Linked DNA regions of Mus musculus: regions 1 and 2 are each linked to region 3. Evidence: chromatin loops called from intact Hi-C (ENCODE). Cell type or tissue: heart. All regions are shown on one strand. Each heading gives the region's core, and the rest is flanking DNA. Links, peaks and the distances in the headings are about the cores only.

What was found. Peaks named below come from ENCODE experiments on the same cell type or tissue, not always from the same donor. Only the 100,000 strongest peaks of a DNase experiment are listed, where the experiment ranks them.
Region 1: it touches region 3 in a loop (2.2-fold over the local background); 27 of 42 quality-filtered maps call a loop at or near these places.
Region 2: it touches region 3 in a loop (1.9-fold over the local background); 7 of 42 quality-filtered maps call a loop at or near these places.

What each region holds. Positions count from the first base shown.
Region 1 is chr3:94,361,777-94,372,258 of GRCm38, forward strand. It overlaps Gm38411 (a long non-coding RNA gene), which reads right to left and starts at 9,247. Exons shown (of 3, transcript XR_867461.1): 1 at 8,053-9,247; 2 at 5,149-7,072; 3 at 3,759-4,881. C2cd4d (C2 calcium-dependent domain containing 4D) reads left to right here and starts at 668. Exons shown (of 2, transcript NM_001136117.1): 1 at 668-762; 2 at 1,571-2,791. The coding sequence starts at 1,653. The coding sequence ends at 2,678. In heart, for the core only: a CTCF peak has its summit at 5,185 (motif pointing right); a DNase peak (open chromatin) is centred at 5,175; H3K27me3 peaks cover 1,985 bases.
Region 2 is chr3:94,844,018-94,854,499 of GRCm38, forward strand. Pogz (pogo transposable element with ZNF domain) reads left to right here. Exons shown (of 19, transcript NM_172683.4): 2 at 9,933-10,057. The coding sequence starts at 9,934. Among named protein-coding and RNA genes, the nearest start is that of Pogz, 12 kb to the left of the region's middle. In heart, for the core only: a CTCF peak has its summit at 5,524 (motif pointing left); no DNase peak of the experiment used is centred there.
Region 3 is chr3:94,437,049-94,447,530 of GRCm38, forward strand. It overlaps Mrpl9 (mitochondrial ribosomal protein L9), which reads left to right and starts at 6,288. Exons shown (of 7, transcript NM_030116.2): 1 at 6,288-6,446; 2 at 6,611-6,767; 3 at 7,539-7,663; 4 at 7,853-7,903; 5 at 9,588-9,689; 6 at 10,212-10,295. The coding sequence starts at 6,303. In heart, for the core only: a CTCF peak has its summit at 4,342 (motif pointing right); a DNase peak (open chromatin) is centred at 6,263; H3K4me3 peaks cover 991 bases; H3K27ac peaks cover 960 bases; H3K27me3 peaks cover 801 bases.

The sequences.
Region 1 (10,482 bases), core at 3,117-8,116, 74 kb before region 3:
TGGAAGATATGCTGGGAGTGGAAGATATGCTGGGTGTGGGTATGGCTAAGGGTGGGGTGGGGGTGGGGATGGTGGGGACAACAACTAGCCACTGGCCATTGATGACAGTGTCTGTTCTCTGCCCCACTCCCCCAACTTTAGCAGCAGGGGATCAGGTCCAGCAGACTGCTGCTGGAAATCCAGCTCTGACTGTAGGAAGGAGTTAAAGAAGTCTTGTCGAAGGCCAGAGGGACAGACCCGTGTTTATCCAGGAAAAGAAGTCAGACGTAGGCAGCAGAGGCCCCTGCCAGCTCCTCCCTGAAACACTGAGCTAGGGGAGCAAGCTAGAAAGAAAGCTGGTCCCCTACGGTTCTGCACTCTTTACAGCCAGAAGCTGCGACTGCCCATAGGTAAGGTCTACAATCTTAGAGCATTACTGAGCCAGATACGGGCTAGGAGTCCCTGGCAGACTACTGGCACTTTCATTGTTCATGGTGATTCCACGCAGGGGTGCACTGAGCTCACTGCAAAGAAGCCTTCCTGGGCCTGCACTGGGGGTGGCAGAGAATCAATAGTGCCTTTGTGCTCTAAGGTTTCCTAAGGAAAAAGAGTGGACAGTAGGAGGAACCGCCTAACTGCTCAGCTCCGCCTTACAGCCTTGCTCTGTGGCTGCGGCCTGGCTGAGAAGCTAGGGATAAAGAGGAGGGGAGAGGGGGTCTGTGCCTCATCGAAAGAAGGGAATCTCCTTGGACTGGCCCTGCTTGTCTACTGGTCAGCAATCAGGTGTGTTTCCGGCTGCCAGGAGCAGAAGTGAGTCCTTTTCAGGAGCAATTTGAGAAGGTGAACGTGATTTGGGGAGGAGACAAGAGTTAGGTGGGGCTAGTGCCCAAAGATAAGTCAAATCAGAGAAGCTAACACAACAGCCGCCTGCACAAGCAATGAGCTTCCAGGGCCCCAGACCAGATTCTAGGTGCAGGACAAGAAAGCCAGTCTACTTAGGGCCGTGGTGACCTTATGGAACTAGAGTATATATGAGCAGAATTAATATCTGGGTCTGTAATTGTGACTACAAATCTTTAGGTTGTACGGGTGTTAGTCCCTCTAACACTGAAGTGGGTGGAACATCCTTAGCAATAGGAAGTCTAAATACTTAGCCATACAAGGCCTCCTTCTGAAAATCATTTTAAGATTATTTCTAAGACGTATTTTATGTGAATGTTTTGCCTGTGTGTATGTATGTATGTATGTGCACCACGTGCATGCCTGGTGCCTGCAGAGGTCAGAAGAGGGCGTTGGATCCCTTGGAACTGGAGTTGTGGATGAGTGTGAATTACCATAGGGGTGCTGGGAGCCACAGCTTCTGCTGGACCAACAAGTGCTCTTAACCATTGAGCCATCTCCAGACTCTGAAAAAACCTTCTGTCTGGTCTCGTAATCCATTTCTCCAGTTTCCAGACTTCACCTGTTCTTTTACCTGCTTATATATGCCAGACTCGTGCCCCATGAGTGTGGGGACAAGGCCACAGAGGCAGACAGCTAAGTGTTTGCTCTCCGCAGCAGCATCGATTCGCATCCTCTTCTGTTCTCTCAGCGCACCTCAGGCCAGAGCCTCCAGCCGGGAGGCTGAACTTGGACCTTCTCCGCCTCGGTGTTCCTTTACCCCCACCCACTGCATGTGGCTCTTGGAGAAAGCCGGTTATAGGGTACGGACCGCAGAGGCCCGGGCGCTGCAGGCGCACCCCAGCCTGGTCCCCAAGCGCCAGGCCCGGGGCTCGCCCTCGCGCTGCAACCCTAATGTCCTCACCCCCGACCGCATCCCACAGTTCTTCATACCGCCTCGGCTCCGGGACCCAAGAGGCGCCGAGGGCAGGGTGGACCGCAACCCGGGCGGCCGGAACCTCCCGGTGGCCTGCTCGCTGCCGCACCTGGCGGGCCGCGAGGGCTGGGCCTTCCTGCCCGAGAGCCCGCACACGCGTCGCCGCGAGTCCTTGTTCCACGGGCCGCGCGGCCTGGCTGCAGGCCTGGCCCCGGCGCAGTCACGGCTGCACGTCTCGGCCCCCGACCTCCGCCTCTGCCGGGCCCCAGACAGCGACACGGCCTCGTCGCCGGACTCCTCGCCCTGCGGCTCCCCGCACACGCCCAGGCCGCAGTCCCTGTCCCCCGACGAGGCCAGCTCGGCGGACACTAGTCCGTACGCGCCGCGCCGTGCGCCACCGCTCTTCCACCTGGACTTCCTCTGCTGCCAACTGCGGCCGACCAAGGACAGCGTGCTGCGCCTGGGGCCCCGCGGCGGGCAGCTGCGCCTGTCCACCGAGTACCAGGCGGGGCCCGGGCGGCTGAGGCTGCGCCTGGTGAGCGCCGAGGGGCTGCCTCGGCCGCGGACCCGCCCCGGGAGCGGTGGCGGCGGCTGCTGCGTGATTCTGCGGCTGCAGCCGCGCGTTAGGCCTGGAGCTCAGCGGAGCCGGGTGGTCCAGAGCAGCTGCAACCCTATCTTCAACGAAGACTTCTTCTTCGAGGGGCTGCGCCCGCCGGATCTGGCCGTCCGCAGTCTGAGGGCCAAAGTGCTGGACAGGGGCGCGGGGCTGCGCAGGGACGTGCTGCTGGGGGAATGTGAGACGCCCCTCATCGCCCTGCTGCCCCCACTGGCTGGAGGTCTAGGCCCTGGGTCCTCCCTGGCACCTACTCATCTCAGCCTGTAGACTGATAGACACCACAGCTTTCTTGGGAGGTTTCCACTGGGTCTGCAGACTTCATCCTTGCCACCTGCCCGGCATGTATTTATTTTTGTTAATAAAACATCAGTTTGTCTCTAGCTGCATGCTTTCCAGTGGGCACCAAAAACTCTAGGCTTTGCAGCAAGTCTTTTCCACCCAGCCCTTCCTTAAGCAGTGCTTGAGACCCGGAATCCCTGGAAGTGCTTGTTAAACATGGAGAGCCTAGAGTCCATCCCCAAGCGAGTCTGCTTCAAGAGTCCTAGATTGAGTTGGCTCTAGGTGCCTGTCTTAGCTTTATTTCCGTTGTTGTGATAAACTATCTCCCCATCACACACACACACACACACACACACACACACACACACACACAAAAGCAGCTTTTATGGAGAAAGGGTTCATTTGGCTTACAATTCTAGATGATAGTACACCATTGTGGAGAAGTTATTGCCAGGACTTGAAGCAGCTAGTCACTTCCACAGTGAGGAGCAGGGAGAGAGACAATACAAGCTGGAGAGCTGGTTCAGTGGTTAAATGCAAAGGACTCAAGTTCAGTTCCCAGCACCCACATCAGGCAGCTCATAACTGCCTATCAAACTACAGTTACAGGGGATCTAATGCCCTCTTGTGGCTTATAAAGGTCAGGTGGGTGGGTACGTGCATATGAGCGTGCGTGTGTGTGTGTGTGTGTGTGTGTGTGTGTGTGTGTGTGTAATGCCCAGGGGGAGTGGCACATGCCTTTAATCTCAGCACTCTAGATACAGAGGCAAGCAGAGGCAGGTGGATCTCTGTGAGTTCAAGGACAGTCTGGTCTAAAGAGTGAGTTAGGATAACCAAGGCAACAGAAAGAAACTTTATCTGGGGCTGGAGAGATGGTTCAGAGGTTAAGAGCACTGGCTGCTGCTCTTCCTGAGTTCAATTCCCAGCAACCACATGGTGGCTCATAACCATCTATAATGAGATCTGATCCCCTTCTGGCATGCAGGCACACATGTAAGCAGAATGCTGTATACACAATAAGTAAATGTGTTTTTTAAAAAGAAGAGAAAAAAAAAACTTTGTCTGGAAAAAAGAACAAAATAATAACAGAGCTTGGTGGCTCATGCCTCTAATCTTAGCACCTGGAGGGCAGGGGCAGGTAGTTCTCTGAAAATTGGAAGCTAGTTTGATCTACAAAGCAAGTTCCCGGCCAGCAAGGCCTGTGTAGTGAAATTCTATCTCAAAAAACAAAACAAAAAATTAAAGATCAGAGAGAGAAATGAACATAATGTGTGCATGCATGCTTCTAATGCTTACTTAGTTCAGTTTCTCCACAGTCCAGGACCCAAAGCCAGGGAATGGAACCACCTACAGTGGGTCAGTCTTCCACATCAAGTAATTGCAATCAAGAGAATCCCCCACTGACATACCCACAGGCCAACATGATCTAGACTTTTCTCTTCCCAAGAGATTCTAGACTGTGTCAAGTTGACAATTAAAACTAACCATCACAGGTCCCTCGAGTCTAACAAAACCCTGCGCTTTCAGAGAGCCCTTGAGTCCTGGTGTCACCCCAGCAAGAGCAGAAAGCCACCCTCTCCTAAAGGTCCCTGTGTCTGAAGAGAAGAAACTGGCCTTTCCTACCCCTTAGATCAATATTTGTCCTAAAGACAAATGAAATTTTTGAACCTTAAGAGTGAGCCAGGCGAGCACAGACTAAACACACAGTGCCCTTTAACCCTTCCTGCCTCCCTCTGGCTAGTCCATACACCTGTGCACCTGTGCAGGAGCAGGAAGAATGGCTGGAGTCAAGAACCAAAGAGTAAACCAGGTATGCTAGCAAACACATTTAATCCCAGCACTCAGCGGCAGAGACAAGAAGATTTCTGAGTTCAAGTCTACAGAGCAAGTTCCAAGACATACAGACACCCTACAGGGGCTGGGGGGCCAGGGGAGAAGCACAGAATAGTGCTTGGGTACCCATAAGTACTTGGGATTATAGGGACTGGGATCTGGGACAGAGGATACTATCAAGGAGTGAGTGCTGTTATCAGGGATGCCAGAAAAGGCTACTCCAGCCAGAAGATGAAGGTGAAAGACAGTGGAATAAAAGTGGGTCATCTTGTGTTTACCTCCTACCTGAAAGCCCTTGACGTCAGCAGTGACCTTCTCTCTGCCTCTTCCTTCCTGGGAACTTGTTCCTCCTGCCAGACTTGGAAGAGGGATAGAGAAAGGCAGGTACACAGCAGGCCCTAGACCACTTCCTCCTTCCTCTTAGCCTTTCTCACTTCCCATGGTGCCAATTGTCCCCGTATAGGACCTGCTTCTTCTTAACAAAAATCTCAGCAGGGGCAGCTACACATACACACACACACACACACACACACACACACACACACACACACACACACAAGTCACCCTTCTCAAGCTCCTTCTACCTCCACTAGGTTCCCACCACCAATCCCCAGGCCAAAGAAACCTTGCTCCAGTTGTCCACCAGATGGCAGCATTGACCAAACAATCCTCCGTGCTGACAGCAACCTGATCAATGGGTAGGATGGACAGCTTCAAACATTAGTTCCTCCTGGCAACTGCCTCTAAGGTGAGTGTACAGTTGTTATTCAACATGACCTTCGCCCTTAGACAGATAATAAAGAAGAAAACTAGGTGACATGACTCAAGGTACTTGTCACGAAGTCTGACAGTCTTGAGTTTAATCCTAGAGATCCACTTGGTGGAAGGAGACCAATACACACATATAATGTAACTTCTAAAATCTGTATTAAAAGCCTGAAGGGTTTCTTCTTCCCGGGATAATAGCTCTTCAGTCACTTCACAACCTGGCACTTCGCACTTAAACCTGTGAACTCTGAGAAGTCCGCCCACTCCCCAAGCTCTATCTGTGCTGTGCTGTGCTGTGCTCTGTGTGTACATCGGCCCTCAAGTTCTTTCATAACAATCCCTAGTGAGCAATGCAACTTGGAAGTATCTGGAAGGATGTCTATAGGTCAGTTTGCCCGCCTTCATCAGTTCCTCCAGCAATGGTGGGTGCTATAGGATGCCAGGCACTGGGGCCAGCAGGCTTGAAAACAAACGCAGGAATCAAGTGAGTCAGAAAATGAACAAATATCAGTAAAGAACTAGCTGGCGATGGGCCGTAGAGAAAAGTAAAGTAAGAAAGGGGAGGGAGGCAAAATTACAGGAATGGAAAAGAGAGGGAGGGCCTGAAATACTTTTTTAGCTGCCATGTGTACTTTGTACCAGGCCTTGCACTTTACCCGCTGTCTTATCTCACCACCACTGGGTAAAGTAGGCATTACCAGTTCACAAAGGCAGAAAGAGATCCGAGAGGTTAAATAAACTTGCCTGAGGATTGGCTTTGGCTGTGAGGAAGGCTTCTAACAGCGACTCTATACCAACATCCTCTGCCACAACCCAGCCCAGGAATTTGGGGAGTCTATGAGATAGAAAACACCTCCCCCCAAAAAAAATGTTCTGTCACATTCCCAGCCCCCGGGGCTCAGACAGGTACACCGAGTCCCCCAGTCTCAGATACATACCATGGGAGCAAATGAAGCCTAAGAACCCATCCTGTGTGCAAGGAGCTGAGGCCTCTAAGTACCGCCATTAGCACAGTACTGCCACCAACGCAGGTCAGCACCATGGTTCTCCCCCTTTTTAGCTGTGACAGGATTCAGGGCGCATGGGTGACACCCAGCAAACCACACTGTTAAAGTCTTCCTTGTCCCCCAAACCAGACCTCCCAATTTTGTTCCTCGTAATTGTTTTTGAGGCATACTCTAATGTAGCCCAGGCTAGCCTCAAACTCCCTACCCAGCTGAGGATGGCAGTGAACTCCTCCTGCTCTTCCAGCCTCTACCTTCCAAGGCTAGACATACAGTAAAGCCCTGCCACCGTGTCACGTTATGAGGTGCTGTAGGTTGAATCTCGGGCTCCATCTCCAGCCCTCCACTCCTGATTTTCAATCCTCCCACCTCCAGTCCCACCTCAGTGTTAATTGGGAAATGAGAGCTATAAGCAGTTCCAGGGTAGGGCTAAAGTCCATCTTTCCCGCTACTCCTCCATACTGGGGCTCTACATAGGTACCAACGGGGATGCAGAAACCACGGATGTGCCAAAGAGCTTGCAATGTCTTTTTTTTTTTTAATGGCCAAGATTTCATCCACTCCCCAAGTCATTCTGGGGAGTTGAAGTCTCCGTAAGCCTGAAGCTCAAAGAAAGGTAGTCTCTACTGCACTGCAGTAGAGAGGCTCCAGTGAAAGATGGCGCCCTCTGGGCCAAGCCAGCCTCTGCATGCTGCCCAAACCCCAGAGGTTTCCTTTTTACCTGCTGCCTTGGGTCCTCCCTGGAAGGACAGGACTGTGCTGAGCTTTAAGTGGTTTCTGCGGTTTTAAGGGGTGGGGAGGAAGGGAAAGAAGAGTTGGTGACTGCTCCCCATTTCCAAGCCGCCGCCACCACCCACCTCCAGGTTGTTTGCCCCCTGCTTTGAGATTCCTGGGCCTGATAAGAGGACTGGGCACGTGGGGTAGAGTGATTCTCTGATCCCTATCAGCCTCTTCCTTGCATAAGAATGTATTTGAGTTTGCTAGGCCCGGCATAGTCTCACAAGAGAGAGCTATATCTGGGTCCTTTCAGCAAAATCTTGCTAGTGTATGCAATGGTGTCAGCATTTGGAAGCTGATTATGGGATGGATCCCTGCATATGGCAATCACTAGATGGTCCATCCTTTCGTCACAGCTCCAAATTTTGTCTCTGTAACTCCTTCTATGGGTGTTTTGTAGAAGTGGATGATCACAGTCAGCTATTGGATGGGTCACACGGCCCCCAATGGAGGAGCTAGAGAAATTACCCAAGGAGCTAAAGGGAACTGCAACCCTATAGGTGGAATAACAATATGAACTAACCAGTACCCGGGAGCTCTTGTCTTTAGCTGCATATGTATCAAAAGATGGCCTAGTTGGCCATCACTGCAAAGAGAGGCCCATTGGACTTGCAAACTTTATGTGCCCCAGTACAGGGGAACGCCAGGGCCAAAAAGGGGGAGTGGGTGGGTAGGGGATTGGGGGGGGTGGGTATGGGGGACCTTTGGGATAGCATTGAAAATGTAAACGAGGAAAATACCTAATAAAAAAAAAAAGAAAAAAAAGAATGTATTTGAGGAGGAAATAGCCCCTGCTCTGCTTTAGAAAGCACTGTTCCTACAGAAAAGAGCCTTGGTTACAGCAAGCCAGGGGTGGGGAGCTGGGGGTGGGGGTGGGGGTCAGGCAAGAACACCCAGGGGGCATAATCACCACAACCTACTCTGAGCTTTACCAGCCCGGTAAATCCCAAGGTCACACTGGATGACAGCTGTACACTCACCCTATGGCCACTGTGGGAGGAACAAATAGTTGAAGCTGTTGGAACAGTTCCTCCTGTGGGCGTGATCTCCTGATAGCTGGAAGCACAGAGAACTCTCTGGTGGCAGTATCAGTCTGAATAGGGAACCCCACCCTAATCACCCACCCCCCCATGCTGGAGGCAGGGCCAAAAGCTGGGTAGGATGATGCCTGTAATCCCAGCCCTCAGAAGGCTGAAGGAACTGGATAGCCATGAATGTTCAAGGCCATCTTGGACTACTGAGTGAGATCATCTTAGCAACACGTAGGAATGAAGGTCTCGAATGCTGAAATGAAAGAGTAGCTTAGAAGAAAGCCACTCTCAAGCCAGGACCCGGTCGCTTCCTGAGCCCTCACAGTCATTCTGACAGTGCCAGGCAGTGTCTGCCACTGCCATACTGTGTGGCATCTGAAAGCATCCCTAGGGGCCTCCACCCTGTGCCTCTAGCTTGAGGGAGGGGTCATCTGGAAGGTCTTAAGACCCATAATCACCAAGAGAAAAGGACCTGGTCAGCGATGCAGGTCTGTAACCCCAGCACACCCAAGGCAATGTTGTGAGTTGGAGGTCACCCTAGGAAAATGAGAGGAGGGGCGGGGTTCAGCAGTTAAGAGCACAGGCTGCTCTTCCAGAAGAACCCAGGTTCAATTCCCAGCATCCACACAGTGGCTCACAGTCATGTATGACTCCAGTTCCAGGGCACCTGATATCTTTTTCTTTCCTGCATAGTGAACCAAACACACAAATGGTGCACAAATAAACATGCAGGCAAAACACCCATACTATTAAAAAAAGATAAGTGAAAAGAAGAAAGAAGAACAATAACTAAGGGAGATGAAAGCGAGCTGGTGAGGCACAGAAAACTGAGCAGTGATGGGCAGATAGGAGCACAGAAGAGCAGGAGGGGATAGCTCTGGGATAGAGGCAGGCCATTAAGGTCCCCATCCTTTGAGTGCCCTAACCTTTCCAGAAGCCTCTTTCTGACTCTGTTCCTAGGTAGGGGTGCCATCACTTTGCCTCTTTTCAAAGCTCTCCAGATTGGCATTGTGTTTTGAGAAGAACAGTATACATGGGCCTGTTTACCACCAAAGACCGTGAAGTCAGAGATGACCTAGTCAGTGGAGTACTGCCACAAACACACTGGGGTCAAGGGTTTTGGGGGGTTTTTTGGTTTTTTGGTTTTTGTTTTTTAAGATTTATTTATTTTATGTATATGAGCACACTATCACTCTCTTCAGACACACCAGAAGAGGGCATCAGATCCCATTACAGATGGTTGTGAGCCACCATGTGGTTGCTGGGAATTGAACTCAGGACCTCTGGAAGAGCAGTCAGTGCTCTTAACCACTGAGCCATCTCTCCTACCCAAGGGTCAAGGTTTAATCCCCCAGAACCCACATCACAAAATGGGTACAGTGGTAGATAGGTAGGTAGGTACTTGTAGTCTCAACAATGGGGTCGTAGAAACCCTAGAAATCACTTGCCAATCTGGCTAACCAAGATGGCGAGTTCTCCGTTCCATGGGAGACCCTGTCTCAAAAAAACAAAACAAAACAAAACAAAACAAAAAGGTAAAAGGTAATTGAGGCAGACATCAAATTTTAATCTCTATCCTCCACAGACATGCACACTCACACGTGTACACACACCCACCTATACAGACACACACATATATGTATACATATAAAGGACTTAGGACTAGTCAAAGCCTCAAAGGCCCTCAAAAGTCACCCTACACCCCTACACTTTTCAGTCTCCCTGGGGCTAAGAACGGCTATTCCTCCTAATCTTTGTCTCTGACTCTTAGGAGACTCAGCTCCCTAGAGCACTGGGTGCTACTGGTTGCACAGTGTGAAGCTCCACGGAGGGCCAACGGTGGAGAATGGAATGCTGGGAGCGAAGGGACAGCTGCCTGCCCTCTCCACGCCAGGTGCCACGTGCACCAGGTGGAGGGAGTGGGCGAGTCACGAGGCCCTGGCGTGGCCGGCTCCTGCCCTGCTGTTTACCAGCTGGAGAAAGCAGGAGGAGGGGTTGGGAGCCTCCTGCTCCCAGCCTGGCCCCTAGCCAGCGGTTGTTGGGTAAGCAGGAAAGCCAGGCACAGCTAATCAAACTCTGGGCAGAGGACATGCCGAACTGAGGCATCCAATATTCACAGAAGTCTTGGCTCTTGGTCCTTCTCAGACTCCAGTGCAGGCCTTTATGTGAACAGAATTACGGGGTCGTGGGGGAGGGGGAAGGGAGAACCGGGAGGAGGGGGGAGGATTCCCTCCTCTCAACTTGTTGGTCCAGTGCAGTTGCTCTCTTCTGCTCTCCCTCCAACACCCCTCACCTCTCAATTTGCTCTTCCTCCTCCACACCTCCCCCCACCACACCAGAAGTATGGGAAGCATCTAGAAGCCTGGAAAATCCAGAGGT
Region 2 (10,482 bases), core at 2,635-7,634, 410 kb after region 3:
CCACGCCATGTATTCACGTAGTTTGGGTACAGCTCTCATCTCATCACTTCATGTGAAGAACTAAAAGTGACATTTACACCTAAGGCCCATAGCCAGCCACTGTAGCCTATTTGTTATCTCCAGGCCAATGAGAGACCTTGTTTGGAAGGAGGTAGATGACATTCCTAAGGATGACACCCATTCGTACTCAAACAAGAAGCAGACACACAGATACATGTATGCATTACACATGCATTGAACAAAAAATGAGAACAATAGTTACTGAGATGTAGTTACTCATCAGAAGGGGGCATTTCAAGTAAGATTTTTCAGGAGATTAAGATTTTAGAGTACATATTGTGGGCATAGAATTTTTCTTTGTGATGACAGAGCAAAATAGAGGATAGCTAGCTAATAGTAGTGGGGCAGTTTATTTATTTTCAGAATGAACAGAGAGGCTGCTATCATCTAGGTTATGGTCTTGAATTTTGCCTCTCACCAATTGTGTTCCTTGGAGAAATGGCTGGTTCTAGGTTCAGGGGCAGGAAATGTGTGAGATGAGCCTAGCATACTCTGTCAGACAGCAATGATTTGTATAATACATATCTGAGTTCCCTCTGAAAGACTTGGGAATCAATAGAAGGCATCTCACTGACCAAAATAAGACATTTAATATTATAGAGAGAGTTGCATAGGCCAGAATATTAAATATGTTTGATTTGTGGTATCATAATGATAGTTTACTGAGCAAGAACAAGCTTATAGGTGAATCTATAGGTGAATTTGAGAAAACTAATGAAACAGTCCATTTTGAAAGAAAAAAAGCTATTCCTCATGGCCCAAGCTGTCAGTTTCACTTACTAGGGAGGCTGATGCAGGGGGATCACATGTTCAAAGACTCCATGAGTAAGAGACTGGCTACTGGACAGCCTGATCAACTTAGACCCTATTCCAACCATGATGTCCCCCTACCCATAAAACGTTGGTGTAGAAAGATTTTTAGTGTAAGTGGAATGATAGATAGTTTTGTTTGTTTTGAGTTAGGGTATCTCTGTGTAGCCCAAGCTGTCCTGGTACTCAGTCTGCCTGACTCTGCCTCCCAAGTGTTGGGATTATAGGTGCACACCACTACTGCCTGGCAAATGTATATTTTCTTATTCTTTTTCTTTTTCTTTTTTCTTTTCTTTTTTTAATTAAGGGGCTTTTTTTTTTTAATAAGTACACTGTAGCTGTTTCAGATGGTTGTGAGCCATCATGTGGTTGCTGGGAATTGAACTCAGGACCTCTGCTCGCTCCAGCCCAATGATTTAATTATTGTATGTAAATACACTGTAACTGTCTTTAGGCACACCAGAAGATGGTGTCAGATCTCATTAGGGATAGTGGTGAGCCACCGTGTGGTTGTAGGATTTGAACTCAGGATCTTAGGAAGAGCAGTCAGTGCTCTTCTTACCTGCTGAGCCATCTCACCAGCCCTCAAATGTACATTTTCAATGCTGCACATTTGATAATACTTTCTTTTTAATAAGCAATAGTGCCATGTGTAGTGGTACGCACCTTTAATCCCAGCATTCCTGGTGTATAGGCAGGTGAAGCTCTGAGAGTTCAAGCCTAGCATGGTTGGTCTAATATACTGAGTTCTAGAACAGCAGCCAGGACTGCATAATGAGACCCTGTCTAAAAAGACAAACAAAAAGCCCCTCAAACAGTGAAGAAGTATATACCATGGATCATTGAAAAGAATGCTTATTTTTCGTGAGTATCTTTCTTTTTTTCTTTTTTCCTTTTTTTTGTTTTTTGTTTTTTGTTTTGTTTTTCAAGACAGGGTTTCTCTGTGTAGCCCTGGCTGTCCTGGAACTCACTCTGTAGACCAGGCTGGCCTCGAACTCAAGAAATCCACCTGCCTCTGCCTCCCGAGTACTGGGATCAAAGGCGTGTGCCGCCACCACCACCCGGCTTTTTTTTTTAAGATTTATTTATTATTATTTCTAAGTACACTGTAACTGTCTTTGTACACACCAGAAGAGGGCGTCAGATCTTATTACATGGTAGTTATGAGCCACCATGTGGTTGCTGGGATTTGAACTCAGGACCTTCGGAAGAGCAGTCAGTGCTCTTAACCGCTGAGCCATCTCTCCAGCCCCCGTGAGTATCTTTATTAAATGCAGCATTTTATCATATTGCTGAAGTTTTTTGATGTGGTTATATGACTTGTTTGTATATGTGCGTGTGTGTGAAGGACAACCTTAGCTGTCTTTCTGGAGTTGCTACCACCTTGCCTTTAAAAAAAAGAAAGATTGAACTGTATCTATGTGTGGGCATGTGCACATGAGCACAGGTGCCCACAGAGGTCAGAGGCATTGGTTATGAGCCACCTGACATGGATATGCAAACTGAACTTGAGTGCTCTGTGAAGGCATTCTGCACTCTCAAGCACTGGCCATCTCACCGACCCAGTCCATCATGGGTCTTTTTTGGGGGTGGGGGGTGGGGTTAGGACTCTCACCTGAGAAGCTAGGCTTACTTGTCCCAGGGGCCCCAGGGATCCTGTTTCCCTCTCCCCATGCTGACCCTAACCTAGTTCTCACCCCAGCCCTGAAGATAAACTGGAGTGCTGCAAGGTTAGGCCTCCTCAAGAATGTCATTTATTCTGACTCCTTCTAAAGCCTCTCTTTTTACGCTAGACGATTTGCATGCTAAGTGAAAGAAATGGTCACATTCTGAGATACCAGTTTAGGTCCGAATCAAGGACTGTTTTGAAAATCTTGGCCTCACTGTCTTTCAGATACATTTTGGAATAAGTATAAAATATGCTCTCAGTCAGCAATTACTGGGTTAAGCAGCCTTACAGAAGGAAGTTCTGTATTCCTTCTACATCAAAAAAAGAAACTTTGCTAATAACTTGAATTTTCTTTACATTTTGAAAAAGTGAGGGGAAAAGTTCTTTTAAATATCTAGCATTCCCATTTTTCAGTTTTTGAGTAATAAGCCTTTTTCCTGAGAGAGACAACATAATTCAATCAGCTGGAAAAATTATGTTGTTGCAGGATATTTGATCACACTGTAAACCCCAAGATTGTGCTATTTACTGAAACCATCTGTTTCTATTGTGGTGAGGCTCAGCCCTTAGCACACACATTTAATGCCTCTGGCTGGAATACAGGCAGACCCTTTAATCCCAGACAATGAAGGTAAAGTTAGTTTGTAGAAGGAAGCAAGCACCATGTTTGAAAGTGATGACTAATTGAGTGGCAGACAAAGATGGATCAGATGGATCAGGGAAAGATTTGACAGACTAGTATATACTGGCTCTCATGAGAATAGAGAGGACGAGGAGGCTGGAGAGATGGCTCAGCAGTTAGAGGAAAAGGAAGCTCCCCAGGGAGCAGAGGAGAAGGAGAAGGTGGCTTTACCAGGACAGTTAGAGAGAGATAAGATGCAGAGAGAACAAGCTAGACATAGGGGAAGACAGAACAAGCCAGAGAATGAGAAGGAGCCAGAAGACTAGAACATACTGCCAAAATCAGTATAAGGCCAAGCAGGGCAATTCAGTCAAGAGGCCAAGACAGAAGCCAGATTCAGTCAGCTTGGAGAGGAGTTTGAACCAGAACAGCTTTGAGCCAGCCAGCTAGAGTTCAGAAAGAACAAGAACGGGTGCGCTTATTCAGCAGAAATCAGAGACTGAAAACATTCTAGATCTAGATTAGATTGTATGAATGCTAGAAGCTTCCAGGACTAGGCCTAAGTTAGCAGGCTGAGGCAGTAAGCCTTGGGGATGACAGTTATACAGGAGAATAAGACTTACATTTACATTATGTCATTTAAATTCATTATTTCACAAAATCAAAAATCCTGTATCCTGGTTATTTAGAGTATCTTAAGAGAGGGAGTTCAAAGGCTATGCCAGTGCCTAGCAAATACAGAAGTGGATGCTCACAGTCATCTATTGGATGGAACACAGAACCCCCAATGGAGGAGCTAGAGAAAGTACCCAAGAAGCTGAAGGAGTCTGGAACCCTATAGGAGGAACAACAATATGAACTAACCAGTACCCCCAGAGCTCGTGTCTCTAGTTGCATATGTAGCAGAAGATGGCCTAGTTGGCTATCACTGGGAGGAGAGGTCCTTGGTCTTGCGAAGATTATATGCCCTAGTACAGGGAAATGCCAGGGCCAGGAGGCGGGAGTGTGTGGGTTGGGGAAAAGGGGGGGTATAGGGGACTTTCGGGATAGCATTTGAAATGTAAATGAAGAAAATGAGAGAGAGAGAGAGAGAGAGAGAGGGAGGGAGGGAGGGAGGGAGGGAGGGGGGGAGGGGAGGGGAGGGGAGGGGAGGGGAAGAGAAGGGGAAGAGAAGGGGAAGAGAAGGGGAAGAGAAGGGGAAGAGAAGGGGAAGAGAAGAGAAGAGAAGAGAAGAGAAGAGAAGAGAAGAGAAGAGAAGAGGAGGGGAATTCTAGCCTAGTGGTACAGACTGCAACCCTAGGGTTTGGAAGTTGGGGGGTAGGGGCGGACTGCAAATTTGAGGCCAGCTCTGAGCAAAAAGCAAGACCTTGTCTGATTAGAGGAAAAGATGGGGAAGGGGAGTAAGATTATAAATACTTGATATAAAGATCAGTCTTTTGGGATATACTGGTAAAGTATTCACAGGCATAGTATGAAGAGCACAATTTGTTTTGAGATTGTTCTACTTAAAAAGAAAGCTGTGTCTAAGCCTAGCAGTGGTGGTGCACGCCTTTAATCAAAGCACTTGGGAGGCAGAGGCAGGCGGATTTCTGAGTTCAAGACCAGCCCGGTCTACAGAGTGAATTCCAAGACAGCCAGGGCTACACAGAGAAACCCTAGATAGAAAAAACAAAAAAATAAAAAAAGAGAAAGAAAGCTGTGTCTTGCTTGGTCTATGTTTGGAGAGGTGGTTTTCAGTTAGTCACCACTGAAACAGTGTCCTTTAAACATCTGCAGAGACTTCTACCCAGATTGTACTTGTCATTTTCCTGGATTCTTGACTGGAAGAGGTTGTAGTGTATGTATAAAGTTACATGGCAAAGAACAATGGCATACAGTTGTTTATTTGAATCCCCCCCCCCCTTTAAATTGGACCCATGTCAGAGCATGCCTGAGGAAGTCAGAGGAGAGCTTGTGGGAGTTTGTTCTCTTCTACTGTGTGGATGCTGAAGATGGAAGTGAGGTTGTCAGGCTTGGTTGCAAGGTGTCTTTACTCACTGAGTGTTCACATAGTCCTGTAGTTTTGTTTTTCAATTTCTGTAACTCAGTTTCTGGCTACATTGTCTAATAGTCTAATATCTGTATATGTTAAGCAGAATGAGAGAATTTAAGTAATACTTTAGGTACTTTGCTCTTGCTTTCCCTTTGAGGTTTTGGTTTGAAAAGACATATATAATTAAAATTGATGGTTAGAGGCCCCCTAGAGTCAAGGTAAGGGCTTTACCAGTTAAAATGGATTTCCAAACTGAGCCCCTGGTTGTCCCTGACTCTTGAGACTTTGTGAGATGTTTTACAATTACAAAGGATACAGTGCCATCTATTGGGCATTGCCCGAAGTACACCTGTCAAGTTTATAGGTTGATACACAGTGTAGTTTGGTTGTAGTTCTGGTTTTTGCAGTTCCAGGACTCTGAGGATACCTATAACCTTTGCAGTGAGGGCTTTGTGTGAGCACTGAAGGTAACTGTATCCATACTTTATTGGGCTCTTTCTACCACCCTTCTCCACCTCAATCCCTTCCACACCCCACCCCACCCCACCCCAACACTAGGTAGTTAAGAAAAAAGGTTAGAGGGGAAATGGGGGCAGGGTATAGACCTCTTTAGACTACTTCCTGCTGATTGGGGCATCGAGTTCCTTTGGGGGCAAGTCCAGTCAGTCTTCATTGTCAGAATATCCAATTACTTCTTCCCATCTCTTTACTCATGACCACTTGACAAACTGCAGCAGCCCTCTGGATTCTGGCATTTTTATACCCTCTCAAAAGTCCCCAGAATTTCAAATATGAACTATCTTCAGTTAGCAGAATCATGCCTTTGCCAGAGCACGAGACAAAATCAGTTATCTGCTATGAACAATCTGAAGCAGTTCCATACCTCATACCTGGGATTAAAACAAAAACATAGTCACATAACATAACATAACTGGGTTTTTAAAGAAACTAAAATTCTTAACTATAGTTAATAGTTTCAATTCAAGACAAACTGACCCCTTCTCAGCTCATATTGGAGGCCACAACAGCAGCTGCTCATGGTAGTGCAGTTTGCAGAATTCCTAGACAGGAAATACTAAAGTAAGATAGATGGGTTCTTACCTTAGATGCAAAGTTTAAAGAAAAATCTGTATCACAGTCCAAGTTTCCTTCCTGCTATTGTGATAAAAATATCTGGACATAAAGCAGTTTCCATAGGGGCTGGAGAGAGGCTCTGTGTTAGAGCACTGCTGCTCTTGTCGTGTACTCGGATTTGGTTCCCAGCACTCAGGTTGTGGTTCACTCATCCATAACTCCAGTTCCAGAGAATCTGACTTTCTTCTGACTTCTGTGGGCACCAGGTATACATATGGTGCTAATGCAGATTAAAAAGTAAATCTTCTAAAAATGTATTTAGGTGGGAAAGGGTTTATTTCAGGCTACAATTCCAGGTTATAGTGTATCTATCATTGCAGGTAAGTCAGGGCAGGAACTTAAAACAGCTAGTTACATCATTTCCACAGTCAAGAACAGAAAAGAAGGGCTGGAGAGATGGCTCAGCGGTTAAGAGTACTGACTGCTCTTTCAAAGGTCCTGAGTTCAAAACCCAGCAACAACATGGTGGCTCACAACCACATGACATCTGACACCCTCTTCTGGTGTGTCTGAAGATAGCTATAATATAATAATAAGATATAATAAATCTTTTAAAAGAATAGAAAAGAAATAGATATATACATGCTCACCTGCTTGCTTGTGTTCGGATCAGTTTTTCTTTCCCTTTTTTAACATATATTTATTTCTATGTACATTGATGTCTTGCCTCCATGTATGTCTATGCAAGGGTACCAGATCCACTGGAACTGGAGTTTCAGACAGTTGTAAGCTGCCATGTGAGTGCTGAGAATTGAATCTGGTCTTGGAAGAGCCCTAACTCTTAACTGCTGTCAGTCAGTTTTTCTCAGCTTATACAGTTTAGCACTCTCTGTCTAGGAAATGGTGACACCCACAGTGATCTGGGTCAGTTAACTTAATTAATTAAAACAGTCAGGGGCTGGATAGATGACTCAGTAGTTAGGAACCAGAGGTCTGGGGTTCAATTACCAGCGTCCACAATGAGGCTCAAAACAATCTATAACTAATTCTAGGGGCATCTGACACCTCTGGCCTCCAAGGGCTCAATGCAAACAAGTGATACACAGACATACATGTAGCCATTTAAATTATCTAATATTTATACCTGTAAAGAGACAGGAGGCATAAACTAGCAGGAGTTAAAAGCCTGCTACCTCAGTGAGGGAACTTTGTTTTCTGAACTATACACAAACTATCTATTTACAAGCCTGATTCTACAACTAAATTACTAGCTCTTTAGCAGTCACTTTCTATCTGTGTCATTGTACCTAACTAGTCTAGTCTACCTTTCTCTTGAGCTCTTTGAAACCCAAGAGGACTCCTTAGCTTTCTTTCCTAGAATATTATTTTACCAGTGGCCTGCAGCTGTTTCTCTGTTGTTCCTACAAACCTAAAGAGGAAATTCTTATCTCTTACCTGGAGCTCTTTTCCTAAAGGCTCTTCTAAGCGGAGAAAGAGGGGGGGGGGGAAGGGGTGGCAGGCGGGCAAGAGAGCTCTATTAAAGGTCCAATTGCTTATAAAAGAAACTTCACCCTTGGCAGGCTGAACCATGTCACTAGCTTAGTGTGGCAAGCCACAGTAGGGGACAAACCACTTCCTGTCTTGGTGGGGTAGCTCTAGGCCATCTAGCTGACTTTGCTTCAGATCATAGAGCCAAGACCACAAGACCTCTCTCTCCCAAGCAACTTGCTTTAAGATAGGCAGGTACTTTTCATTCTTTTGTGTTCTTGTCTGTAGAGGTTTTTTAGATGAATACTCAAACTGCACCGCTACAGGACACTTGTAACTAACTGTGTCTGACATGTAAATGCAGTATCTATTGAAGTTTTTATATTTTGCTAACAATTGGGTTTTCTATGTACAATAGTCAAATATCTTGTAACACAGGCAGGCAAACATACTCATATACATAAAATGAAATAAAAAAATAAAGTAAAAATGTTTCCCAGGACATATACATCGGCCAACCCAGTATAGCCAGTCCCTCACTGAGATTCTTCTCATGATTCTAGTGTGTAGTGATGACAAAACTGTGAAGTCAAGGTTTGGCATTAAGGGCAGGCTGGTGTACATAGTTCTAGGACATTCAGGGCTACATAGAGACATCCTGTCTCAGAAAAACCAAAACAATAACAACCAGTGAGTCAGACATGAACTTGAGAGGCAGAAATAGTTATGTTTCTGTGAGTTCAAGGCTAGCATGGTCCACCAATCGATTTCAAGGGCTACATAGTGAAACTCTATCTCAAAAACAAAGCAACACCAACAAAAGACCCTAAACATCACGATCACTAACTAGACAGTTTTGTGTGTATGCTGGAGACCATTGCATATGCTGGCAAGCACTGTACCCAACACATTATTAGAAGAAGTATAAAATTAGCTTTTACAGTATTGGGCTTCATTGTGGAATTTTCCAAAAAAACATTTGTGTAAGAGTGTGTGTGTGTGTGTGTGAGAGAGAGAGAGAGAGAGAGAGAGAGAGAGAGAGAGAGAGAGAGAGAGAGTATGAGTGTGTGTGTGAGAGAGAAAGAGAGAGAGAGTGTGTGTGTGTGTGTGTGAGAGAGAGGGGGAGAGAGAGAGAGTGTGTGTGTGTGTGTGTGTGTGTGTGTGTGTGTGTGTGTGTGTGTATGTGTGTGTAAGGCAAGAGTTGATGTTAGGGATTTCCCTGTTGCTTTCCATAGACAAGACAAGGTCCTCACTGACCCTGAGCTGCTGTTTCGGGCAGTCTAGGCTGGCTGCTCAGTGAGGTGTCGGGATCAGCCTGTTTCCTCCCTTCCCGAGTGCTCTGATTTAAAGCACCTCACCACCACACCTAGTGGTTCATCTGTTTGCTTTTTTGTTTGGGGCTTTTGTTTTGTATGTTGGTTCTGGGGTCTGAACTCAGGTCCTTCCCATCTTCCTAGCTCCTCCCTGCTTGTCCCTTTCAACCATTGCTGCCTTTAATTCCTCACTTGGGAGATTGAAGCCTGTAGTTTTCTGTGAGTTCAAGGCCAACTAGGTCTACATAGTAAGTCTCAAAAAAAAAAAAAGTATTGGGCTGGCTCGATGGCTTAGATAAAAGTGCTGCTGCCAAGCCTGACATCTTGAGTTTGATTCCTGAGACCTTTATGGTCGGAGAGGATCGATCCTGCAGGCTGTCCTCTAACCTTATGTGTGCTATGGCACACACATCTGTATACATGTATACAATAAGTAAATAAAGTAATGCTAAACGGTGTCAGTAGTGACTGGAAAACTGTAACAGATACAACAGTTCCAGCCCTATCCTTGCAATGCTATTGCATGTACTTTACCCGAACCCTCTTAGTATTATACCTTCAACTTATATAAGCCAATTATTAAAGAATTTACCATGGAAAGGATTAATATTCAAGAATAAAAATAGTTTCTCTGGTCCAGTGATATAGAAGGATAGCTTGATTGCAGCTGGATATGGTGGCTCACGCTGTTCCAGCAGTTAGCCAGCTGGGGCAGAATGATTGCCAGGAGTCAGAAACCATAAGTGCCAGGCCAGCCTATTTTACAGAATGAGATCCTTTTCTAACAAATAAATGTTTCATATTTAGTATAAAATTATTTCTCCAATTCTAGGTCAGTATCTTACTAATTTTATTTTTTTGTAGCATGGCGGACACCGACCTGTTTATGGAATGTGAGGAGGAGGAACTGGAGCCATGGCAGAAAATCAGTGATGTCATTGAGGACTCTGTAGTTGAAGATTACAATTCTGTGGATAAAACTACTTCCGGTAACTAAAGCTCCTTTGTTCTTAGGTTGTTTACATTAATTACATTGAATTATGAAGAATATGTGATACAAAGAATTTAAGAATCCAGAGAGAGGGATGGGGGTGTTGTTCAGTTATGTAGTATTTGCCTAGGCTCTGTCTCCATTGCTACATAAGCTAGGGATGGTGGGACATACCTGGAATCTAAGCAATGGAGGTGGAGACAGGAGAATCACAAACACAAAGTCATTTTCAGTTATACAATAGGGTTTGAAACTAGCCTTGTGATGCATGAGACCTTGTTTCAAAAAAAGAAACCAGAGAGAGCCGTTGTGGCTCACACCTATAATTCTGACTCTTAGGAGGCTTTGAGACACAGTGCCTTAAGCTGGAGGTAAATAATGAGTTCCAGGCCAACCAGGAACTACAGAGTGAGACCCTGCGCT
Region 3 (10,482 bases), core at 1,754-6,753:
GGTGTCTAATGTCACAGTAAGCTTCGAAGGCCCTGCTCCAACACTGACCTGATTAGCAATTATTTTTGCAGTTCTTTATTTTTGCAGTCATCCCTCCCCATAGCACATAAGTACTACAAAGTGCAGAACTTTCTCGGTTGTCTTTATAGAGTAGAAATCCCAAATTAAACACCTCTAGGAAACTCTAAGGCTATACACATCCTTAATCCTAGCAGTCAAGAGACAGAGATGACAGAATTGCTCAACATCTGGAGCCAGCCTGGTTTGCAGAAGCATGATTGTGGCTGAACAGGGCCACATATCAAAACCCTGTTTCAAGCACACAAACAGGCCCAACCAGTGGAAATTAGTAGTTACAGAATCAATATATTAAAACAGGAAAAAGCTCACTCCAACATAACTCAGCAATAAGTTGCTGTGCCAGACACAGAATCAGTTCTGCTAGATCTTAAAATTTTCAACAGAAACTAGAAAGATTCTATAATAAGTTAACACATACACACATAAGAATATGGTAACAATTGTGCTGGTTGATTTTATTTCAACTTGAGACAAGCTGGAGTCACCTAAGAAGTGGTAACATGGACTGAGAATTCCCTGTGGACACGCCTCTGGGGATTTTAAGCAGTGAGTGATTCATGTGGAAGGTTTCAGCTCACTGTGTGTAATGCACCCCTGAGCTGGTGGTCCTGAGGGTGCACAAGCCATGCAGGGCAAAGTAATAAACAATATTCCTCCATGGCCCCTCCTTCAGTTCCAGTCTCAATTTCCTGCCATGACTTCCCTCAGTGATAAGCGTATAACCTGAGAGTTTTAAGATGATATAAACCTTTTTCCCCCTAAGTTGTTTTTGTTTATGGTGTTTTATCACAGAAATAGAAAACCTAAGACACTGATAAAATTTAGCATTGAGAGAAAAATTTGTTCTAGAACCAACAGTTTGAGGCCTCTTAAAATTTATTAACCGTCAATTTAAATATTTATGGAGGGCCTGCTATGAGCCAGGCACCACTGTGTGAACTATAGATCTCTGCTCTATTTAAAGTGAGAGAGCCAGATATTTGTAAGTATATAGGAAATAAGCATGTCAGAAGAGAACTGCTAAAGGGGAAACAAAAAAGAGCCAAGCCAGGTGTGATGGCACACCTTTAATCTTAGCACTTGGGAAGCAGAAGCAGGTAGATCTTTTGAGGATAGCCTAGTCTATATAATGAGTTCCAGGCCAACCAGAGCTACACTCTGAGACCCTATCTCAAAAACCCTAAAAGGATTAGAAGTGTGGGGTATGCAGCAGGGTTTTGGTACAGGTGATCCATGTAGGCCTCACTGAAAAGATGATCAATCAAAGACAAAGGGAGTTAAGATTGTCAGCCAGTCAGGTGTAGACAGGGGGCTTTCTGGTTTACATAGTGAACTGCAGGATAGCCAAGGCTACACAGAAACACCCTATCTCAATAACAACAACAATACTAATAAATAGACTGTTAACGAAGCTAATGTCTAAGGATAAGGACTATCCTAGTCAAAAGCAACAGCCCCTTCAAATGCTAAAGGTGTGTCTGTTGTTATCAACAGGAAGGCAGCTACTGTAGGTGAATGGGGCAGTAAGTATAGCTATAGTACATTACAACCTACACCAATCTATGGGCTTTTTCTTTTGCGTAAAGGGGAAGTGATTGAGCGGTCTTTTACATGAAAGAGTGACTAGATATGACTCTTAAAATGATCTTTAGTAGTGCACATCTATTATCCCAGCACTCTGGAGGCTGAGACAGGACAAGAATTGGAGGTTGAGGTTAATTTTGGGTCAGATACATGTCTCAAATGAAAAAAAAAAATTAAAAGATTTTTTAAAAAGAAGTTATGGTCTTTGCAGCTCCATAGGAGGAACAACAATATGAACTAACCAGTACTCCCAGAGCTCCCTGGGACTAAACCACTAATCAAAGAAATCACATGGTGAGACTCATGTCTCTAGCTGCATATATAGCAGAGGATGGCCTAGTTGGTCATCAATGGGAGGAGAGGCCCTTGGTCCTGTAAAGGTTCTGCGCCCCAATGTAGGGGAATGCCAGGGCCAGGAAGTGGGAGTGGGTGGGTTGTGAAGCAGGGGGAGGGAGGAGGGAATAGGGGATTTTTTAGAGGGGAAACTAGGAAAGGGGATAACATTTGAAATGTAAATAAAGAAAATATCTAATAAAAAAAGAAGAAGCCAGGGACTGGAGAGGTGGCTCAGTGGTTAAGAGCACTGACTGCTCTTCCCGAGGTCCTGAGTTCAAATCCCAGTAACTACATGGTGGCTCACAACCATCTGTAATGGGATCCGACCCTCTTCTAGTGTGTCTGAAGATAACTGCAGTGTACTCATATACATAAACTAAATAAACAATTTAAAAAGAAGAAGGAGGAGGAAGAGGAAGCAGAAGCAGAAACTGGGCAGTGGTGGCGCACGCCTTTAATCCCAGCACTCGGGAGGCAGAGGCAAACAGATTTCTGAGTTTGAGGCCACCCTGGTCTAAAGAGTGAGTTCCAGGACAGCCAGGGCTACACAGAGAAACCTTGTCTCGAAAAACCGAAAAAGGAGGAGGAGGAGGAGGAGGAGGAGGAGGAGGAGGAGGAGGAGGAGGAGGAGGAGGAGGAGGAGGAGGAGGAGGAGGAGATGGTCTTATGCAGCCCAGAATAGTCTAGAACTGAGTAGGTGAGGATGGCTTTGAACTTTGGATCTTCCTGCCTCTACCTCCAAAGTGCTGAGATTACAAGCATAAGCTACATCTGGCTTAAGGAAAGAAAATCCTATAAAACTGTGTAGGACACATCTCTTATTCCGTGACTACTACAGAAAAAGATAATGTGTTCTCCACAATGGGGCATCAAGCCACACACACACACAATCACAATCACAATCACACAATCAACTGTTTTTCTCCTTGAACCCGTGAAAGAAAGCCCTAAACAGGAACCAGGCACTCCTACTGCATGCTTGCTCAGGACCCACTGCTCCATGTAGTACATCTAACTTGTGCCTTTACTTTGCTTCCAAATAAGATCTCTTACTACTTAGCTCTGTGTACACTTTTCTGTGTCAGTGTGAAAACACTGGGGTACGAGTGACCCCCAATAACATCCTTGGTGACCTCAACCAGAAGGTAAGAGAGTAAATCCTCTTCTGTCTCATTGATGCAAATTTTCCTCACACAGTGTCCACTTTTGTTCCAATCGGATGCTATGGTTGTGCATGGTAGCAGGCTGAACTACCTGTTTAGTCAGAAAGCCATCCCATGTCAGCCTCCCCACTTGTCTGGCCAATAAGGAGCAGGTAGCTGGAGCCCTCCATCAGCTGTTTCACCAAGACAGCAAAGAGGAAGACATGGGTGTGACAGGTACCTTCCAGCCAGGGCTTGAAACAAACAGTCAACCAAATAAAGTCAGTATGATTTTATGGTAGAATAGAGATGCAACAAGGTAGTCTCCTGCCTCTTTCCAATATACCTTTTGTTCTAAAAAAAAAAAAAAAAAAAGTGTTACCACTTAGATTTGGGAGAGAGAGCTCGATCCTCCTGCCTCTGCAGGGATTAAAGACCGGCACCACCATGCCAGCCTGCCACATGGATCCTTTTAACTTAATTCCTATGCATGTGTATGTGGAAGTCAGAGGACAGCTTTTCCAAGTAGTCTATTCTTTCCTTTCACCTTGTTTTTAAACCAAAGGCTCTTGTTCTATCTGCTGCTACACTGTGAATTTAAGCTTCTGGTCAGTTCTCTTGTCTCTATCTCCTATCACCATAGTAATGCTGAGGTTGAGATTACAGACTCAATGGACTCAAGTTACTTCATCTGGCTTTAGGGGGTTTTGTGTGTTGTGGGACTCTAACCCAGTTTATCAGAGCTGCATACGAGCAATTTACCCAGTGAACCATCTTTCCAGCTCTGCCTCTTAGATTTTAAACATTTCCTGTCTTCTTTCCTTTTTATTTCTCTTTTCACTTTCCCTTTTTTCTCACTTTTCCTTGACCTCGTTAGTGTTCTACATGTGATATATATTCTATATGTTTTAATTATTTAGCGTAATTATTTAAGAACATATAGGGTTTTCCTGATGCCTTGTGAAATAAAGAAGCTTTTAAAAATGTGCTCAGCACTCAGAGGATCAGAGGTAGTTCTGAGCTGAAAGCCTCCTCCTTGGGAACTAGTTTTCATGGTGCTAAAGGAAGAAAGCAACTGATAGTCCTACCTAGCTATGATGCCTACCAACCACAACAGTAACCAGCAGCATGCATACTACCTTGACAGTAACCAACAACGCTCTAATTGTACTTCAGGACCTCTCCACAAGAGGGAAGTCATGCCTGTTTCTGGAAACTTAAGATGTTCCTGCCTAGTGAGGTCATGGATCTTGGAGGAGAACCTATAACTACCACCCTACTAAACCAGCATAATCTCTAACTACATTCTAAAACGTTATCCTTCTTCCCACAGATAAGTGTAGTTCTTGCCACTCATCAAGGAAACATCTTTGTAACAAGTGGACATCGTTACAGAAACTACAACCATCAAAACGGAGAGTTGTGAAACGCACTCCCAACTGATACATCTATAATATACCTGCATCTCAAGTTTAGGGATTGTTGTAGAAGAGGAGGCAGAACAATTCTATGAAGTAGAGGAACAGGAAGTTTGCTATGAGATTGTGTCTCCTAAAAATGTCAGGGGCGCTACATCTGTGAATTCTTACCAACATTGCTACCTAAACAAGACCTGAACAAGGAGGACACTAATATACTAATATACTAATGAGAAAGGAAAAAGCTCACAAGGCCTCAACCCTAGACAAAGAGCTACAGGCAAGAAAAGAATGCTGAGAACAGGAGAAATAATCTTCCCCAGGGAAGAGCACACCAGTTGGTTACCCAATACGAAATGATCAGCCCTGAAAACATACATACGTACAAGTAAGAATGTACAGACTGAGCAGATTATATTTATATATTTAAGAATGTATAAACACAAATATAAATAACAAGGGGAAAGAGTCCATGAATCTGAGAGAGGAGGAGAGGGGTTAGAAGGAGAAAAAGGGTAAAATTATATAATCTCAAATATACAAACGTGTAAAAATTTTAAAATAATAAGATGTTTCAAAGAATGGAGGAAAACAAAACAACAAAATGGAATTCTCATCAGCTGTAACAGGAACACCTGCAGGTAGGGCAGTTTATAAAGAATGGGGCATACATTACGTTTTAAATGTCTGTTAGACATATAAGATGATGATGAATAAGAAGTTGGGTATTCCAATGTGAAGTTTGTGGGAGCCTAGGATAAGAATTTGGACATCACTGGCATATAAATAGCGGTTAGCCATAAGGTGAACTGAGAGCATCAAGACACTGGATACTAAAAAGAATGAAATTCCACATACTGAGTGCTGGGTGCAAACAATTAAAAGACTGTTGAAGACTTGTCCTGAATACCAAGGAAATGCGTGTAGGTCAGTCTATGTAAGTGCACATAAAATGGAGTGTAGCACATCTTTCCACACTCCTTTATAGACCCTCATTTTATAACCATCTATTAAGCACAAAGACTCCACAGAAGGACCTGCTTGTGCCTAACAGTAGTTTCTTTTTCTCTACAGTTTGTCTCCTGCAACTCTTTAAATATTAGCTTAAATACAATAGTAACAATATCATGGAAAGTTGCAGAGTTTTTAGAGGATCCCATCCTTCGACTACTTTTAGAAAGATTCAAGGGAAAATTGAGAGTGACATCCATATTTTAGTGTTCAGAAATTATAGCATGTCAAAATTAGAAGTGATCCCAGTACCTAGAACTAAACCAAACCACTTATATTGTTATCATTGGTTTTTATGGATAAAAATCCTCCTCCTCACCAGTTAATTATTATTATTGGTCTCGCTATGTAGCCCTGGCTGGCCTAGAGCTTGAGATGTAAACCAGATTAGCTTGAACTTGTCCTGCAGGAAGATTACAGGGTGCGCCAAGCCCCCTCCGCCTCTTTTTTTAAAAGTGAAGCCAAAAAAAAAAAAAAAAAAAAAAAAAAGTACGTTTTCCACTGTCGGTCCACGCAAAGCTCTGTGGAAAGTGGTGACAAAAAAAAAAAAAAGCAGTTCTCTCCGCTGTCCTATCGTCGGCGTGCAAGGCGGGGTTGCGGCAACTCTCCCACTCCCCATGCCCAGGTCTCAGCGCAGCCTATATCTATACCACTCAGGCGCGCCGCGGGCAGCCCAGAGGCGCAGCTGCGCATGCGCGGGGTCCTTCTTCCGCCTGTCCGCTCCGCTGTCATGGCGGCCTCTGTGGCTCCCGGGGTTAGGACTCTGTGGTGGGCAGGTGCTGCTTGGCTGCGTCAAGGAGGCATCCGGGAGCTATTCCGGCCGCGAATTGAAGGGAGTACCCCGGGGCGTGACTTCAGTCTCTCTCATTATCAGGTGAGGGCCGGCTGGGGCTTGGGTCCTACACGGTGGGGGACAGGAGTGTCGTTCGTGCCAGACTCAGACTGCGGGGCTGGGGGGCAGACTTTCCTGGGGACGCCGGCGGGGTGGCGGGTTGTTCTCTGCGGACACTCGCTCACCCCAGCCTCCCTGACCACCAGAGCACGGTCATCGTGGAGCGCTGGTGGAAGGTGCCGCTCGCCGGGGAGGGCCGAAAGCCGCACCTGCACCGGCGTCACCGCGTGTATAAGTTGGTGGAGGACACGAAACACCGGCCCAAAGACAACTTGGAGCTCATCCTCACGCAGTCTGTGGACGGTAAGGCTTGGGCCCAGGTACTGACCCCTTCCCCTGTCCCTGTCCTCTGTCCCCTGCTCTTGTTTGACGTTAACCGCTTCCTGCCTCTCTTTTGTTGCTTTGTTTTTACTACTTTGTGGTTCTGGTGAGAAAAAAAAAGTCACGGAAAATTAAAACGTGTGTGCAATATTGTTAACTGTGTAAAGAGAAGCCTAACAGTTCGCAGCACAAACAGTGACATTCTTTGATTGAACAGCTCAGTCTGCACCAGTTTTTAAGCTAGACGTGTGACAAGTGTAGTTCCTAATAAATGCATGGTGTGTGTGTGTGTGTGTGTGTGTGTGTGTGTGTGTGTGTGTGAGAGAGAGAGAGAGAGAGAGAGAGAGAGAGAGAGAGAGAAAGAGAAAGAAGGGGGGCGCCAAAGGTCCACCTTATTTGATACAGGGCATGAGTTGAGCCCCCAGGGATGTAGGTATTACCTCCCCTCAGTGCTAAGGTTATGGACAATATCCAAACTCAGATCCTCTATGCAGCTGGCACTTTAACGACTGGACCTTATAACCTGCCCTAGTAAATTGACGGTGGTGGTGGTGGTGGTGTTTGTAAGGAAGAATAAAAACTGTGAGAAAGTAAGGGCTGTCTCTTTTCTATGCCCCTCCCTTTTGGTGATGCTGGAGATGTACCCCAAGGCCTGAGTACACTAAGGCACAGCCTTTACCTGTGGCTGATCCCATGATCATCTTTTCCATAGCCTGCAGAGATTTCATCTGCCATTCCCGTTCTCATTGACAGAAATTGGAGTCCGGGGTGATCTGGTCTCAGTGAAGAAATCTGTGGGTCGTAACAAGCTCCTTTCTCAGGGACTGGCAGTGTATGCTTCTCCTGAAAATAGGAAGCTGTTTGAAGAGGAGAAATCGGTGAGCTCAAAGGACCAAGGGGTTTGGAAAAATAAAACTTTAAGGTACCTGCTAGGAAGTCCTTCCTTTTGTTGTTTAATTCAAAGATGAAGTAACAGCTAGAACCCAGAAGCCCACCAGTTCCCAGCACAGCTGGGCTGTAATTACTCAGTGTGGCGCATTGCTTCTACTCAGTTTCATCTCTTTCAGCTGAGACGCGAAGGAAAACTGGAGAAGATCCAGACAAAGGCAGGAGAGGCGGTGAGTAGGAAGTTTTTATTGATTCCTCATGGAGGTCATCGCCCTCCTGAGTCCCTGATGGCCTTCACGTCTGCTTATTGTTACACACAAGGATGAGCTAAAGTAGTATTGTGGCTGATGCTCTGTGTAGCTGGTATGGAGTCCTCTGGAACTGCTGTGTTGGGTACAGTGTACTGGAACTAGCTCTGTACATCTGCCTGCCTCTGCCTCCCAAGTGCTGGGATTAAGGGCGTTGGACACCACAGCTGGCTGCTTTTTTACTTCCTTTAAGAAAATGTGCCAATTTTTTAATTTGTTCATTTCTTCCATTTGAAATACTCAGAGCCTGGGATTTTGGGGGGGGGGGTGCAAAAAATGCCCTAGCTTTTGAGGGAGTCCCAATCCAGGAAGCAAGATCTATGGGAAAATATAAGATAAAGACTCTGCCTTTTGGGAATATTTTCAAATAAGTTGGAGAGAGAACTGTAGACACACAGGAGAAGGTAGTCAGCAAACTAAAGGCAGTAAAGTAGGAGTCACTTGATAGACAGCTGGAAAGAGGGTCTGGAGGTGCTGGGGGGTAAGAGGGGAGGGGTACTTTTTTCTTGTAGTAGTAAATAAGGCCCTTGGAATTAGTAGGTTTGAGGCAATCTAGGCAGTATAAGTGAATATTTAAGGTATGCTTATTTGAAATAGGGGATCTTATATGGCCATAGCTGGCCCTGAACTCTGTATATAGCCAAGGCCAGCCCTAACCTAATTCTCCTTACTCTGCCCTTCAGTTGGTGTGATTGTAGACATATGCTGCAAAGGTCATTGTGGATGCTGGGGAGCAAAGCTAGGCCTTGTGTGTGTTATACACACACCTGCCAACAGCTCAAGGGCATATTTTAACAATGAAGATACTCCAGTCTACCTAAAGTAAAGGTTTATATAGTGTAATAGTAGAAAATACACAGCGGGGCCAGGCATGGTGGCGCACGCCTTTAATCTCGGCACTTGGGAGGCAGATGTAGGTAGATCTCTTGAGCTGGAGGTCAGCCTGGTCTACAGAGTGAGTTCCAGAACAACCAGGGCTACACAGAGATACCCTGATTTGAAAAACCAAAAGAGAAAAAAGAGACAGCTGGAAAGAGGGTTGGGCATCAAGTGTAAAAAATATCTTGAACCTTCAGGTAATCTATGTTTAGTTTTGTAAGCAGGAAAGAACTAATGCTGGAGGGCAGGTAGAACTGGATGCCAGAGCTGTGAGGTTGCGAGTCCTGAAGCTTACTTCCTCCCAAGATGCCCCAGGAAGTCTATTACATCTGTGTACTGGGGCAGAGCACATGTGCAGTTCAGAGCACAGCTTGCACGAGCCTGTCTCTCCTTCCTCGAAGTGGATTCTGGGGTCAAACTCTGGGCATTGTTCTTGGCAGCAGGCACCTTTACCTACTGTGCCATCTTGCCCGCCCTAATCCCGAGTTTAATACAGACTATTTCTCTTCCTTTGCCTAGAAACAGCAAAATAAAATCCCCTATGAAATCCTGAAAGCATCTTTCTTCTATATCAGAGCTGAGGAAAATGACTGTTGTGGGTTTTCCCATCAGTGTCCTGTTGTCACCTCTTGTAGCTGTAGAGCAGATGTTATACCTTTCCCGAACCTAAGACCCTGTGGCTTGAACTGTTTCCTCTCCTCTGACTCCAACTCCTCTTGACCCACAGACAGTGAAGTTTCTGAGAAGCTGTCATCTAGAGGTGGGAATGAAGAACAATGTCAAATGGGAACTAAACCCTGAAATAGTTGCCCGCCATTTCTTCAAGAATGTGAGTGTTCCCAAACATTAGTATTTCCTTTGAGTAAGAGCCATCTCTCCTTGGTAGAAGACCCATGATTGAACTGTCCTCTATAAAATGGTTTTACTAGCTGGAGTTGGGAGTTATTCTTGGTTGATTTGCAGGGAAAAGGGAGGAATGTGGCTCAGAACTTAAAGGTAGTTGCAGATTTTAAGGACTAATGGGAAAGGGCAGTTGAGTTTACTTTATCTCTAGCTAGGAAGAACCTGGGAATATGTGACTTACTGGAGAATCATTACTTTTGTGATGAAGCAGTATTAGTCTCAAGACCTGTTCTGTTTGTAAATTCACCACCCTCGCTGAGAAATAAGACTGAGCCTCTTCTGCTATCATCTGTGGGCATCTGTGCCCTTCCCTGACATCAACCAGAATCAGTTCCCCAGGTGTATTCAGTCCTACGTAGGAAATTATAGACCAGACTGTTACCTAGGGTGATCCAGGTTAGATTGTGCTGCAATCAAAAGGTTATCTGGTTGTTGGTTCTGTTTTCAGCTTGGTGTGGTGGTTGCCCCACATGCTCTGAGGCTGCCAGAGGAGCCTATCACTCGGTGGGGCGAGTACTGGTGTGATGTGACTGTAAGTGTTTACAGAATTTTCTATTCTTTTTAAGATTTATTTATTTATTTTATGTATATGAGTACACTGTATCTGTACAGATAGTTATGAGCCATCATGTGGTTGCTGGGAATTGAACTCAGGACCTCTGCTGCTCCGCCCCACTCACTCTGGCCCTGCTAAGATTTATTTATTATTATATGTAAGT